Regions from separate parts of the Homo sapiens genome. Here region 2 is linked to region 1. A link is a contact called in ENCODE Hi-C or POLR2A ChIA-PET data. All regions are on one chromosome and are shown on one strand. The core of a region is the stretch at or near the end of the contact, and the rest is flanking DNA. Distances in the headings are between cores, read along the strand shown.

What was found. A loop is a pair of places that touch in the nucleus more often than their neighbours do. ChIA-PET counts read pairs that join two places held with the same protein, here RNA polymerase II (POLR2A). Pooled maps may share reads with other maps.
Region 2: a loop to region 1 is called in a pooled map, with 8 times the contacts of the local background. The contact joins two enhancer-like sites. A Hi-C loop is called at or near these places in 1 of 37 single-sample maps with no recorded cell type and 8 of 50 pooled maps. POLR2A ChIA-PET finds 5 or more read pairs at or near these places in 4 of 52 experiments (BJ, T-cell, activated CD4-positive, alpha-beta T cell and 1 more).

Annotation. Positions count from the first base shown.
Region 1 is chr3:52,982,187-52,985,027 of GRCh38, forward strand. All of the region lies in intron 1 of SFMBT1 (Scm like with four mbt domains 1), which reads right to left. Among named protein-coding and RNA genes, the nearest start is that of SFMBT1, 62 kb to the right of the region's middle. Within about 2 kb of position 1,490, at least 8 of the 41 ENCODE cell types and tissues checked have a DNase peak (open chromatin) inside an H3K27ac peak, as active enhancers do.
Region 2 is chr3:53,101,461-53,104,301 of GRCh38, forward strand. It overlaps RFT1 (RFT1 glycolipid translocator homolog), which reads right to left. Exons shown (of 13, transcript NM_052859.4): 10 at 2,493-2,637. Among named protein-coding and RNA genes, the nearest start is that of RFT1, 28 kb to the right of the region's middle. RefSeq lists enhancers at 1,306-1,355, 1,355-1,856. Within about 2 kb of position 1,376, at least 2 of the 41 ENCODE cell types and tissues checked have a DNase peak (open chromatin) inside an H3K27ac peak, as active enhancers do.

The DNA of each region.
Region 1 (2,841 bases), core at 240-2,739:
AGGACTGTCAACACTATGCAAGAGAACCCTGATAGAACATCATGAAAGTCTGGAAGGATTACACTATTGAAGATTCCATTGTTATAGAAAAAGTCCTGAAAGCCATCAAGCCTGAAACAATAGACTCCTGCTAGAGAAAATTGTCCAGATGTCCTGCATAACTTCACAGGATTGACAACAGAGCCAATCACAAAAATCATGAAAGAGGTTGTAGATACGGCCAAAAAGGTCGGAGGTGAAGGGTTAAGATATAGATCATGGGCCGGACGCGGTGGCTCACGCCTGTAATGCCAGCACTTTGGGAGGCTGAGGCGGGCGGATCACTTGAGGTCAGGAGTTCCAGACAGGCCTGGCCAACAAGGTGAAACGTCGTCTCTATTAAAAATACAAAAATTAGCCGGACATGGTGGCATATGCCTGTAATCCCAGCTACTCAGGAGGCTAAGGCAGGAGAATCGCTTGAACCCAGGAGGCGGAGGTTGAAGTAAGCTGAGATCGCGGCACTGCACTCCAGCCTGGGCGACAGAGCAAGACTCCCATCTCAAAAAAAAAAAAAAAAAAAAAAAAGATATAGATCGTGGAGAAATTCAAGAGCTAATAGATAGCACACCAGAGGAATTAACAGAAGACGACTTGATGGAGATGAATAATTCCAAAACCAGTGCCAATAAAGAAGAAGATGTAGAAGAAGCAGTGCCAGAAAATAAATCAACATTGACAATCTGGCAGAAGGGTTTGGATTACTCAGGACTGCTTTTATGACAAGATCCCTCTATGATATGGCACTGAAACTAAAGCAAACAGTGGAAGAGGAGTTGATACCATATAGAAACAGTTTTAGAGGAAGGAAAAAGCAAACATTCAGACAGAAACTATAATGTTATTTCTGAAAAGTTACACCACGTGTACCTGCCCCTCTTGCCTTCCTTTCTGCCTCCTCCCCTCTTCCACCTGTGGCACCCTAAGACAGCAACACCAACCTCTCCTCTTACTCCTCCTCAGCCTACCCAACGTGAAGATGACAAGGATGAAGACCTTTATGATGATCCACTTCCACTCAGTGAAGAGTCAATATTAATATATTTTCTCTTCCTTATGATTTTCTTTGTAACATTTTTTCTCCAGCTTACTCTATTGTAAGAAAACAGTATGTAATATATAACATATAAAATACGTGTTGATTGACTGCTTATGTTATTGTGGTAAGGCTTCTGGTCAACAGTAGGCTATTAGTAAAGTTTTTGAGAAGTCAAAAGTTATATGCAAATCTTCAACTGCGTGTGGGGTCAACACCCCTGTGTTGTTCAAGGGTCAACTATAATATGTATGTTGAATGAAAACAAATGTTAGGAGAAAAAAACTGAACAAGGGAGGAGGACAGGGAGTCCTACTTTTAACAGAGTGATCAAAGCCTTAGTGTTGAGGTAACACAAAACAACACCAGAGGGAAATGAGGAAGTGAGCCATGTGGGTACGTGCGGAAGAATATTCAAGGCAGAAAAACAAAAAGAGCAAAGTCTCTGAAGTGGGAGCTTGTGTGGCGTATTTGAGGCCACAGTGGTTGGAACAAAATGATCACAGCAGAGATGCTAGGAGATGAACTCAGGAAGCTATCAGGGAGTCATATTTTATATGAACTTGCAGGCTGCTGTGAAGATTTTGGCTTTGGGGAAGCCATTGAAGGATTCTGAGCAGAGGAGGAACATAATTTGATTTATCTTTTAAAAGGATCACTCTGCAGCTATGTGAGAAGAAAGCAAGAGCAGAAGCAGGAAGACCAACTAAAAAGACCACAGAATAATCCAAGTGAAAGGTGTTGGTGGCTAGGTCTAGGACAGGAGAAGTGAAAATGTGGAGGAAGATGTAAGATGGATTTGGTGTATGAGAGAAAGAGCAGTATCTGGGCTGACTGAAGTTTCTGGCTTAAGCAACTGGAAGGATAGAACTGCCACTTATGGAAAAAGGGAAGTCTGAAGTAGGAATGGTTTGAGGAAGAAAAATTATGATGAGCTTCAGTGCAAAATAGGGCAATATGATTACTTCCCTCACCACTAAAGGTTTGTTCTTGGAGTTTTCAGGAAAATGTTTTCAATCAACAAAAGTATAATTACTATCTGTGTAGTGTCTCCAATTTATAAGCTTTTTTTCACCCACGATGCTTCATTTGAACATCATAAAAAACTTTTTTAGACAGCAAGAATGGGGCCAATTCTTTTTTTTTTTGCCCCTTGGGAACCTCCTTGTTGGCTTCAATCCCATCTTACATTTCACGTTCTCTAGGTTTACCAATCAGCCTTGAAGGCATTTCCCCATAGCAATTCAGTAATTTATGCTGCCTTGTTTTTTAACATTCCAATTTCAACACCCACATACTTTCCAATACAGGCACTTCAATGACAAATTTTCTAGCTTTCTTTAATGTATGTCTTTCAATAATCTCAGGCATAAATAATCTTTAAAAATTCATACTATAATGAATACTATATTGAATATAGGTAATATATATTATTATAATATATACTGAATACTATACTAAATACTGTGTGTGTGTGTGTGTGTGTGTGTGTGTGTGTGTGTGTGTGTCTATTCATACTATAATGATTCATACTATAATGAGTTTGGAAATATCAGGCTGACCACCCTATAAATCCCTGGTCCACAGTTGGCTAAGTATGACCACTTCGCAGCCCGGCTTCCTTAGCAATTACTGATTAGTACCAGGATATTGAGCACCTCCTCTTTGCCAGATACCAAGACGACTAAATTGCAGTTTTGAAATTATCTTTCACTGTACCAGAATATGTCAAAAGCATTTAAAATCATTCTTTATCCTTATATTAT
Region 2 (2,841 bases), core at 126-2,625, 120 kb after region 1:
CGTGAGGCATGGAGAACACAAACTCTGGCACCAATCAGTGACTCACGTAAAGGGTTTTGTGTCCATTTGGGGAATTCAAGAATGGAACCAACCTTCGATTGTAGACTGAATTGAGGGGTGTTTTAAGTTGAACTGTCCCCCCAAAATAGATATGTTAATGTCCTGACCAGTGGTACCTGAGAATCTGTCCTTATTTGGAAACAGGGTGTTCATGAAGAAAACTGAGTTAAAATGAGGTCATTAGGGCAGGCCCTGATCCTATATGACAGGTGTCCTTATAAAAAGGGGAAACTTGGTCAGGTGCAGTGGCTCATGCTTGTAATCTCAGCACTTTGGGAGGCTGAAGGGGGGCAGATCATCTGAGGTCAGGAGTTTGAGACCAGCCTGGCCAACATGGCGAAACCCCGTCTCTACTAAATATACAAAAACTTAGTCGGGTGTGGTAGGGTGTGCCTGTAATCTCAGCTACTCGGGAGGCTGAGGCGGGAGTCTCTTGAACCCGGGAGGTGGAGGCTGCAGTGAGCCGAGATCACACCACTGTACTCCAGCCTGGGTGATAGAGTGAGACTTCATCTCACTAAAAAAAAAAAAAAGTGGGGGAAACTTGCATTGAGGCAGACACGTGCAGGGAGATGATGACGTGAAGAGCGCAAGGGGGATGATGACGTGAAGACAGAGAGAACACAGCCATGTGACCGCAGTACTGCAGCTGCAAGTCAAGGAACGCCAGGATGCCAGCAACCATTAGCAACTAGAAGAGGTAGGAAGGGGCCTCTCCTCGAGCCTTCAGAGAGAACACGGCCCTGGCCATAGCTTCATTGTGCACTTCTGGCCTCCAGAACTGACGGACAATATGTTCTGTTGTTTAAAGCCACGCAGTCTGTGGTACTTTGTCATGGCAGCCCTAGTTCATTAAGACAAGGGGATAGAGAAGGAAAAAAGTAAAAGGCAGAGGGACAAGAGAGAAGCACCTAAGAGAGAAATGTAAGAAATCTTGGGGAAATTCTGTGAATGTGTGGGTTTTGCTTAAGGATAGAAAAGCTAGGTGTTGTTCTGTGAGTTACCAAGAAAAAAGAAAAGAAAAGAAAAAGCAAAGCAAAGCTAGGTGTGAGAAGGATTTCTAAGAAAAGCCTCTAGAACACTTACAAAGACCCTAATTAAATGCAGGGCTAATCCCAAACAACGGAAGAGAAGCCACACCCCTACACAAAAGCCTGTCCGTGCTGTGTCCGAGTCCCACATCTGGAGATGGCCAGTACAGCTCACAGGTAAGTAGTCCACTTCCAGGGTGAAGACAAAGACAAGTACACAACTGGGGACAGCAGTGTTGCGAGTTCCACTTTCAAAACTAAGATGATGGGCTGAGTCATGATAATGATGGGACAGCCCCCTCCTTGAGGCAACGCCCTGTGATTGTGTGACATTAGAGGCTGCTCCTTGGTGATTGCTTTCTAAAGGGGAAGAGCTGCTACAGAATAGTCGAGTTCCCAATCTCTGCCCATAAACTTACTAATGCCTTCCTCATGAGGCCTCCCCACAGCTGCCAGATGGAAATACACTTCTCACAGCACAAGCCCCAGGGAGCTGCAAACCACTTCACTGGTTTCACAGCAGGTGTTTCTCCAAACTTAATGACCTTTGCTCTGGTATAGAAACCTGGCCCTTCCTCCCCTAACACCAAAAGTTTGGGCCCCATTGTAGTGGAGACTAAAACATGCTAGTGAACTTGTAAAATGGCATTTGACAAAGCCCTTTATATTGAGATGGGGCAGCAGAAAGAAGTCCTCAGCGTTCTTGTCCAGCGACCTGAGAAATTAAAAACATCTTTGCTAAACCCAAGATGAAGCACTGCAAATGGACTGCCAGCTTACAGCCCAGCACATTTTGAAATTGATGAAGTCCCCAAGACCTAACAAGTGCTGTGAGATCCTCAGCGGCCTGGTGTTTCAAAATTAGACACATTCAATACTTTTCTTCTTCAAAAACTGAGAGTCACTGGATTAAATATACCATTTTATTTGCAGAGATCAATTTTATTCTCTGCAAATGGCTTTGGGTTATCCTTCAGAGGCTTTTATGCACTAGGCTGGGAGATTTATGTGGCATTTACTATCTTCAGATGTGTTTAGTACCAAGTGGAGACTCATTACCGTCTGCCCTCTGCCTTCCTCCCTCACCCCAGAGGGAGCACAGGGAAGCGCTTGGCAAAACACATTCTAGGCCCGAGAGGAAAGCCAACAGCAAGGAGAAGTCCTAATAACTTCTCCAAGTGAGGCTGGGGAAGCTGATTGTCCTGGCGCCAACGCCCCTGCCTATACCTTGAGTGTGTGTCTGGAGTTGAACGAGGGGAACAGTCCCACAGCCCCTGCCACCAGACAGTTTTCCCTACACTGACACAGATAACAACTGTGTGTGCACAAGTTCTTGAATTTCGTGACTCTTCTATTTATGTTGGGAAATCAGAAAAAATCCAGAAAAACTCTTGTGCGTACCGGATCCTGAGCTAAGCATGGTCCCTCCGTAGATATCCAGAGCCAGCTGAGAATAGGCAAAGCCAAAAACAGTGATGGTCAGGCCGGCCAGCAGGGCCAGCTTGAGCAGGGACTCCAAGACTGCAGCAGCCACAGCAACGTCCTCCTGGGGCCAGGGAAGAGGGAAGGAAGTTGGATGAATCATGAGCTGAAGAAAACCTTCATCCTTCACGTCTGGCCTTCTCCCTTCACTGTTTTACAGTTCACTCTTCCAACAGCGTGATGGATATCACTATTTTTTTGTAGTGTGTTTGTTTTCACGTCAGTTAGCAAATGAAGGAAAAAGTGTGTGTCTCCTTAGGTCGTAAGG